2 separate regions of the Homo sapiens genome follow, and region 1 is linked to region 2. Evidence: read pairs that join two places in POLR2A ChIA-PET (ENCODE). Cell type or tissue: PC-3. All regions are shown on one strand. Each heading gives the region's core, and the rest is flanking DNA. Links, peaks and the distances in the headings are about the cores only. Region 1 has its middle 20 kb from the start of LINC00520. Region 2 has its middle 21 kb from the start of LGALS3.

Evidence for each region. Peaks named below come from ENCODE experiments on the same cell type or tissue, not always from the same donor. Only the 100,000 strongest peaks of a DNase experiment are listed, where the experiment ranks them.
Region 1: POLR2A ChIA-PET joins it to region 2 with 7 read pairs; 1 of 35 experiments calls an interaction of 5 or more read pairs at or near these places.

What each region holds. Positions count from the first base shown.
Region 1 is chr14:55,814,365-55,818,759 of GRCh38, forward strand. No RefSeq gene overlaps it. Among named protein-coding and RNA genes, the nearest start is that of LINC00520, 20 kb to the left of the region's middle. RefSeq lists an enhancer at 1-515. In PC-3, for the core only: no CTCF peak of the experiment used is centred there; no DNase peak of the experiment used is centred there; H3K27ac peaks cover 475 bases.
Region 2 is chr14:55,105,641-55,110,035 of GRCh38, forward strand. No RefSeq gene overlaps it. Among named protein-coding and RNA genes, the nearest start is that of LGALS3, 21 kb to the right of the region's middle. RefSeq lists enhancers at 1,674-2,873, 2,420-2,519. In PC-3, for the core only: no CTCF peak of the experiment used is centred there; DNase peaks (open chromatin) are centred at 2,301 and 2,761; H3K27ac peaks cover 1,451 bases.

The sequences.
Region 1 (4,395 bases), core at 323-4,322, 710 kb after region 2:
AAGGAATATTTGAGGGTTCACAAAGCCTTTAGCACATGGGAGGGCTTCTCTTTGGATGGATGCTGTGGTTTAACAGCCACTGGACAGGATCTCCATCATAGACAAGATTTTCCAAGCATCAACGACCAATGTGATTCCTTGGAAACTAAGAGGTTTGGACAATATCTAAGAAAGAGAATAGGAAGAGGTAGCAGAATTAAGAAAAAAAAAAATTTAAACTTGCTGGCAATAAAGAACCATCCAGAAAATGTCTGACGACTTCTCTGACATGAATCTTTCAAATATGAAAAAACATCTGTGACATCACCACCCCACTCCCCCACAAAAAAACAAACAAGAAACCAAAAAGGTCAGGATGTTCTATGTCCTTCTACTTCTTTCCCATGTACTTCACTAGAGTCGCTGTAGGATTGAGGGAAGTTTATGAAGGGCTAGAGTTTCTAACCAGACCTACGGACCACAGCTCTCCTTATAGCCCTGAAGACTTATAACCCAGAAGGGTAAAAAAGGCCTGACTGCCAGGTGGGTACACAAGCTCTCTGCTCCACTGACCACAGGTAGTGAGGGGGCCAGCCTGAACTCCAGCACAGAGTGGAATTTGAGAACATGTTCTGTAGCTAGTTACTGCTCCTGGAAAGCCAAATAACAACAACTTCTCAAGGCCTCTCAGGGTTGGGAAGCTGAGAAAGGAAGTCAAGGCACTTGGTTGAAATTTGTGCTGACTCACTCTCAGCTTCCCACTTCTCAGCTTCTCTGTGTGTTTGTAAGCCACATAATAAAGAATTTGGTGAGTTTTAAAAGTAATTTCCCTTTTTGTACACTGAGCTATCTCCATGAAAGAAGTTCTACAGATGTTTGAGAAGAATGACCATATGTTTTGGTTTGCGCAGACAGTCCTGGTTAGTGCTTACTGATTGATTAGCGATTGTTAATTATTTTTAGCTCCTCATTTCACTCCCCTAAGTGTCCTGCTTGGGTGATGAATTACACGATCTCCCTACTTACAAGTGGGAGAAGTGAATAGGTGGAAGAAATGCCATCATTGCCAAATTTCTAACTATAAATGGATGTTTCTCAAAGGAATGACAGGCTATCAGCTGTATCTATATCAGCTATATGTAAGAGTGTAATTAGGGACATAATGAAGATCCATTTGCAGACAACCCAAAGGGAATGATAGGAATTTTAGGACAAATGAAGGAAAACACCACCTATGTGACGTGAGCAGGTTGCAGAGAGAGAATTGGAGTTGGCTGTGATGACTGTGCAGCTATGGCTGCACCAGAGGCTGCAGCGTGGCAAAACTCATGATCAAGTGTCTTGTAATTCTTATATTTTGTTGCCCATCAAATTCTATACATAGAAATAATACCAAGAAAGGTCCAGGAGGGAGGAAGCAGTGGGCTGTCTATGCCACCCTGCCATTATAGGGAGTCTGTTCTCTGTTGCTCCTGATTTGAAGTTCAAAATACTCTCTCAGATTCCCTCATCACCCTCACAGGCAAACACTTTCTCTGGGAGCTGAGCAGGGCTATTTGTAGGCGACTGTACTCTGATCACCATTCCATCTCTTCCAATCTGACTTGCCTCTGCCATGAAAGCCACGTTAATTATCAATATATAGGCCTTACAGTCCCCAATTCACCCTGCAACTTTCAATGTCTACCATACGTGCTGTAATGGATGGAATTCCTGTATTCATTTCTTTACAATGAGTACTATTAGGCTTTCTTATTAGAGGGCACTGGAGGACACTGTAGAAGAAAGAATCTCCTGGCCACTTTCTGCTGCTGCACAGTTGATGATGGGGTGGGTGCAATGACATCTAATGGTGCTTTGTCTTAGACATCAGCCCAGAACCCATGGCCCTTTGGCAATCTTGTGACCTGGCCTACCTTGGGGATCACCTTCCCACAGCCCTCCCAACATGGACATTGTGTACTCCAGGCCTCCTACTCACAGTGGTTCCCCAGCTCCCTCTGTGAGCCCTCCACCAGCTGGCCTTGCTTGCTCTCTAAAAGAGCTGTTTCCTGCCTGCCTGGTGACTGTGGACCAGCTCTGGTACAGGCAACCCAGCAAACTGCTCTGCCATTCACTGGTCTGCAGTTGTATCTTCATTGTGGTCTGAGCCTCAGCCTCTTCCAGTATTACTCTTTCTTGGTACTGTCCCTTAACCCTAGTATGTCTTTTAAAGTTCTTATTATATCTTACAATTCTCCTATCATGGCTTAATTCTTCATGGTAAACATTTCACTTTTAAAAGAGATTTATTAAGAATTTATTGTTTGAACCAAAAGCTTTATTAAAAACCTAAAAAAGTATAATATATACTCATGCTGAAAAATGCAAATAATATAGAAGGGTATACATTGAAAATTGAAGATCTCATTCTTCTCCACTCTCCCCACTTTTGTTTTATAATCATTTCTATGTCCCAACTATAAAAATCATTTATAACTTTTAATGTACTTTTCTACAAACTTTCTGTGCATCAATAAACATACACATAGATGTTAACTTTCCTGTTATGCTCTTAACACAGTTTTGAACCCTACTTTTTTCTTTAGTTAATATATATTGGGCAGCTTTCCATATCAACACATTTTATTTTTAAAATATTTATTTGTTCATTTAGTTATTTATTTTCCAAGAAATACAAATACATACTTATGAATATCAAACATCAAAGAGGTATAAAAAGAAAAGTGGGCCAGGCATGGTGACTCATGCCTGTAATCTCAGTACTTTGGGAGGCTGAGGTGGGCAGATCACGAGGTCAGGAGTTCGAGACCAACCTGGCCAACATGGTGAAACTCGGTCTCTACTAAAAATACGAAAATTAGCTGGGCGTGGTGGTGTGCACATGTAATCCCAGCCACTCAGGAGGCTGAGGCAGGAGAATCACTTGAACCTGGGAGGCAGAGGTTGCAGTGAGCTAAGATTGTGCCACTGTACTCCAGCCTGGGTGACACAGCAAGACTGTCTCAGGAAAATAAAATAAAATAAAAGTTTCCTGAATTACCACTACCTCTTTTAATCATTTTGGCTACCACCATAATTTTAAAAATACACACACATTTATATGCAGGTATACATTTATTTGAGTCATCAACTTTAGACAGTATTTATTAATTTTCCCATTTAGAAAAAAGAAGTGCAGCTCGCCACCAGCACTCATTTAATTTTACATAAACACGCTCTTCAAGGTCAAGCAAATCTGACTGATTTTCAGTGTGAAAATAAAATATCAACACTGTTCTTGGAGTTATTTCTAAATAGAACCAATATCAGAATCTTCCGAATAATCAGAATCATCTATATCGGAAAAGTCAATCTCATCAAATGAATCTTCAAGGGCCAACAAGTGTTCGAGAATTCTAGCATTTGACATTTTCAGCGATCGAGAATTACTGTATTTTGTTAATATTAATGGAAATACCACCACTAAAAACAGAATGCTATCAATAGAGTGATGTCTTTTGTTTGCAAAGTCAATATACTAGAGCAATTTGAAAATGTGAAAATAATAATAAAAATGAGATATTGCATAGCAAAGTTATCTCAGGGTAAATGTGTGGCTACAATTCCAACCGCCGAGTATTCTCAGGGCAAATGGGAAAAGGGTTAATTCCTTAATGTGTAAAATAAGAAATGTAGGATGTCCTGGCTTCTTCCACTTCTATCACCCTTGTTCCCTCTGAGCTTTGGTCAGTCATTGTATTTTTTCATATCCTCAAGATTTACATTTGTTGGTTCCATGTACATTTGCACATTTGCAATCAGACTTTCTACTTTGTATGTAGATTCTAAAGGTTGAATTTGTGGCTCATTTCTGTAATCCCAGCACTTTGGGAAGCTGAGGTGAGAGGATTGCTTGAGCCCAGGAGTTTGAGACCAGCCTGGGCAACACAGTGAGATCCTGTCTCTACAAAAACTACAAAAATTATCTGGGTGTGGTAGCACATGCGTGTGGTCCCACCTACTTGAGAGGCTGAGGTGAGGGGATTGCTTGAGTGTGGGAGTTCGAGTCTGCAGTAAGCTATGATCATGCCACTGCCCTTCACCCTGGGCAATGGAGTGAGACCCTGTCTCAAAAAAAAAAAAAAAAGTTGAAATGCAATAAATACCATTTATAATATAATTAGGTAACTATTAATCCTAGTAAAACCAACTAGCAGGAATGAAGATTTAGAGAAGGAAATGGCATTCTATGCCACAAACTAAAGACTGTCTCAAGTCAAATGTATTAGTTTTTCTTTACATTGTTGTTACCAACCATGGGTTCTTGGGCTCTCAATGTAATAGAGATTGACATGAGGCCAAAAGAGTTTTCCTAAACAAGGCTTTATGGGAGCTTATGCTCAGACAAAGGGAGACAGCTCAAAAGAGAGATAA
Region 2 (4,395 bases), core at 92-4,091:
AAAAAAATTTAAAAACCTATAACTGAAAACACAATGTGTTGCTGTGCTAGGTACCAAATTATAATAATGCTGGCACATAACTTTTGCTGGCAGTCTTTTGAGCAAATCTTGGATTGAAGCTTTCTGGGCCCTTCCTTCTTTCCTCCCTGCCTCTCTCTCTGTCCCTCTCTCTTTCACTGACTCTTTCAGCTAACAGGACATTGAAGTATAATTAATCTACAGCAGAATGCACAATTCTTAAGCGTATAGCTCATGAATTTTCCCACATATATACTCCATATAATCACTACGTATAACAAGATATAGACAGTGTCCAACACTCTGGAAAGTTTCCTTGTGTCCCTTCCAAGTCAAGAGCACCGCCTCTTGTTACTATTCTTACTTCCATCATCAAAAATTACTGAGTTGTGCCACTGATTAGGAAGGTTAGGGGTCTGCCCTGGCCTTTTCTATCTGTTCCTGCGACAATGTTCCCGAGAAGACAACTGCTGCACAAGGCTCAGGATTTTTGGTTCATATTCTTGTCATGCCTCAGTTGTGCATTCACGAGCGATGTGTAACCCACCCTGAGGCTCTACTGCTTATGAAAAGTTTTGAGTATTTTGTGTTTTGTGTCCAACTTTTTATTTAGGACAAGAAATTTAATAGTCTTTTTTTGTTTGTTTGTTTGAGACAAGGTCTTCCTTGGTCACCCAGGCTGGAATGCAGTGGCACGATCTAGGCTCACTGCAGCCTCGACCTCCCAGGCTCAAGTGAGGTCAAGTACCTTCAGCCTCCCAAGTACCACATCCAGTTAATTTATAAACTTTTTTGCACAAAGTCTCACTATGTTGCCCAGGCTGATCTCAAACTTCTGGACTTAAGTGATTCTCTTGCCTTGGTCTCCCAAAGTGTTGGGATTACAGGCATAAGCCATGGCATCCAGCTTCAGTGGTCTTAATAATTCACTTTGAAAGTTAAAAAACGTTCTGGTATTCCTTTTCCAAATTGGATCAGTTTTAAGATGAGATAAATGACAAGGCAAGCTGTTTTTAAATATGTGTTTATCTTTTGCAACTAAAACAATATGAAGTAAATTAAATGCTGAGCTTGATAAAAGATTGCAATGGTTATGCCTGTATTATTTCAAATTTTGGTGTTCATCAAAATGGTAATTTTTCTCATAGATTGACTTTATGAGAAGTGAATGCTAAATGAATTTTAACTTAAATGTAGATTCATAAATTATTTCTTTTGTGTTTTTATCTTTTATTGTTTTTTGAGACAGAGTCTCACTCTGTTGCCCAGGCTGGAGTACAGTGGCTTGATCTCGGCTCACTACAACCTCCACCTCCTGGTTCAAGTGATTGTCCTGTCTCACCCTCCCCAGTAACTGGGATTACAGGCGCCCACCACCACACCCAGGTAATTCTTGTGTTTTTGTAGAGGTGGGGTCTCGCCATGTTGTCCAGGCCGGTCTGGAACTCCTGGCCTCAAGCGATCTGCCCGCCTCAGCCTCCCAAAGTGCTGGGGTTACAGGCGTGAGCCACTGCGCCCGGCCTCCTTGGTATTTTTATGTCTATTTTTTTAGATGGAGTCTCGCTCTGTCCCCCAGGCTGGAGTGCAGTGGCGCGATCAGCTCACTGCAACCTCCACCTCGCGGGTTCAAGCAATTCTCCTGCCTCAGCCTCCTGAGTAGCTGGGATTACAGACGTCCATCAACACGCCCAGCTAATTTTTGTATTTTTAGTAGAGATAGGGTTTCACCATGTTGGCCAGGCTGGTCTTGAACTGCCTACCTCAGGTGATCCACCCACCTTGGCCTCCCAAAGTGCTGGGATTACAGGCGTAAGCCACCTGCGCCTGGCCGGTATTTTTAAATTAGAGTTCTTCTAAGATTTATCTGAAAAAGTTACACTACTAAAAAATTTGCAACCCACACCCAAGGACATAATTTGTCTGGGCATAGAGACTTGATGGCACTTCAAGTAGCTGGATGAGCTTCTCTTAACATGCGATTTCTCTCAGGTTTACATTCTTCTTGACTGCCCTTGTTCCTTTCCTATTCTATTTGAAGCAAAATGGTTAACGTTCTTCCACTTTCACCAGGACAGCCCTATTTGCCCCTTCCTTGTCCTTGTTAGCCTGGTTTTATAAAGCCTCTTTTGCAGGGGTCGGAACAGTTAATAGCATTGGGGATTGTCGCTTGTTCCCTGTAGATGAAAAGTATTTTTCTATTGTTTAAAAAAAAATCGAGGTCATTCTCCAAAGTAATTTCCTGAAATAAAGCGTGGGAGGAAGTCATGGGCATGAGGATGAGTCATCAGGCAGCAGCACGAGGCTGCAGGCGTGAGCTGGGGAGCCCTGGCTCAGTCCTCCGCAGGCTTGGATCCCTGAGCGGAGCAGGCCACTGGGGCCTTCTGCCGTGAGAAGAGACCTACTGAGAGGCGGGGAGTGGGGGTGGGAGTGGTTGCTTCTGACCTGTAGGACAGTGGTCAGCGTGGGCGGGTGGAGGCACAGGAGAAGGCCGACAGGCCCTGGGTCCTAGGGCCACTCAGCTGCTGGAAAATGAAGTTCAGAGTTGTTTGGACTGTCTGAAGTAGGATAGAACCAGCCTTAGCCCTAGTTAGGTAACACATGGCAGAGGCACCTGAGCAAAGACGTGAGCTGGACCATGGGCTTCCTGGCAGGACTTCCACGGAGGAGGGCGAGGGGAGAGGAGCAAGGGAGCAGAAGGCAGCTTGCCGTCCACGAAGCCTCCTGAGGCCCCAGATGAGTCACCAGACAACAGCCTGTCTACTTAAAGCAACTGCTGGGCAACTGCTGAGTAGAACAGTCCCTAACCACATGAACACTGGGGAGGAGGTTCTGAAAGACGCTGCTGGGTGCAAGGTCCCTAACTAGGGTAATCCAATTTCACTCCAGGCTAACATGAGAAATTATGACTCCAGCAGCCAATCCTGTGGGCCGTGAGAGAGTGGGAGAGGGATTTTCCAGATATAAGTCCCACTAGAGCTTCTTTTTTTTTTTTTTTTTTGATACGGAGTCTCACTCTGTTATCCACGCTGGAGTGCAGTGGCACCATCTCGGCTCACTGCAAGCTCCGCCTCCCGGGTTCAAGCGATTCTGTTGCCCCAGCCTCCTGAGCAGATGGGACTACAGATGTGCACCACCATGCCCAGCTAATTTTTGTATTTTTAGTAGAGACAGGGTTTCACTATGTCGGCCAGGCTGGTCTCGAACTCCTGACCTCATGATTCTCCTGCCTTGGCCTCCTAAAGTGTTGGGATCACTGGCATAAGCCACAGCTTCCGGCTGAGTCCCACTAGAGCTTCTAAGAAGAAATTAGGGAAGCAGGATTATGAGAGGCCTGGTCCCACTCACAGTGTGCGACATCACTGATGACTATGCTTGGTTACCTGCCTTGTTATTTGCTACCTTTGTTATTGTCTATTTCTTGGTAATTAGTAGTACACTATAGTGATTAGGAGTGATCAAGAAGATGCCTGGCTTCATATTCCAACTTTGTCGTTTACTAACTGTGAACTTGGCCGAGTTTTTTTTTTTTTGCTTGTTTGTTTTGTTTTGAGACAGGATCTCTCTCTGTCACCCAGGCTGGAGTGCAGTGGCGTGATCTCAGCTCACTGCAACCTCCACCTCCTGGAATCAAGGGATCCTCCCACCTTAGCCTCCCAAGTAGCTGAGATACACGTGTGCACCATCACACCTGGCTAATTTTTGTATTTTTTGTAGAGATGGTGTTTCACCATGTTGCCCAGGCTGGTCTTGAAGCCCTGGGCTCAAGCCATCACCCACCTTGGCCTCCCAAAGTGCTGGGATTACAGGCATGAGCCACCTCCTGACCTCAGGTGATCCACCTGCCTCAGCCTCCCAAAGTGTTGGGATTACAGGCATGAGCCACTGTGGCCAGTCCAGTTTCAATTTCTTTATTTGTAAATTTGTAATAATGACAGGACTAGCTCTTAGCCAGAAGCAGCAGCTCTTGCCTGTAATCCCAGCACTTTGGGAAGTTGAGGTGGATGGATCACTTGAGGCCAAGAGTTTGAGATCAGCCTCAGCAACATGGCAAGACCCCCATCTCTACAAAAAATATAAAAAATTATCCAGGTGTGGTGGCACACACCTGTGGTCCTAGCTACTTAGGAGGCTGAGGTGGGAAGATCGCCTGAGCCCATGAATTCAAGGCTGCAGTGAGCTATGATCACACCACTGCACTCTAGCCTGGGTGAAAGAGCAAGATCCTGTCTCAAAAAAAAAAAAAAAAAAAAAAAAAAGATAGGACCAACTGTATGGTAGACACATCTGTGTATGGGAGACACGCCTGACAGCAATAACCTAAACATTCCCTGAGAATGACACTGTATGGCAGATGCACCTGAATGTGTATGCTGAGTC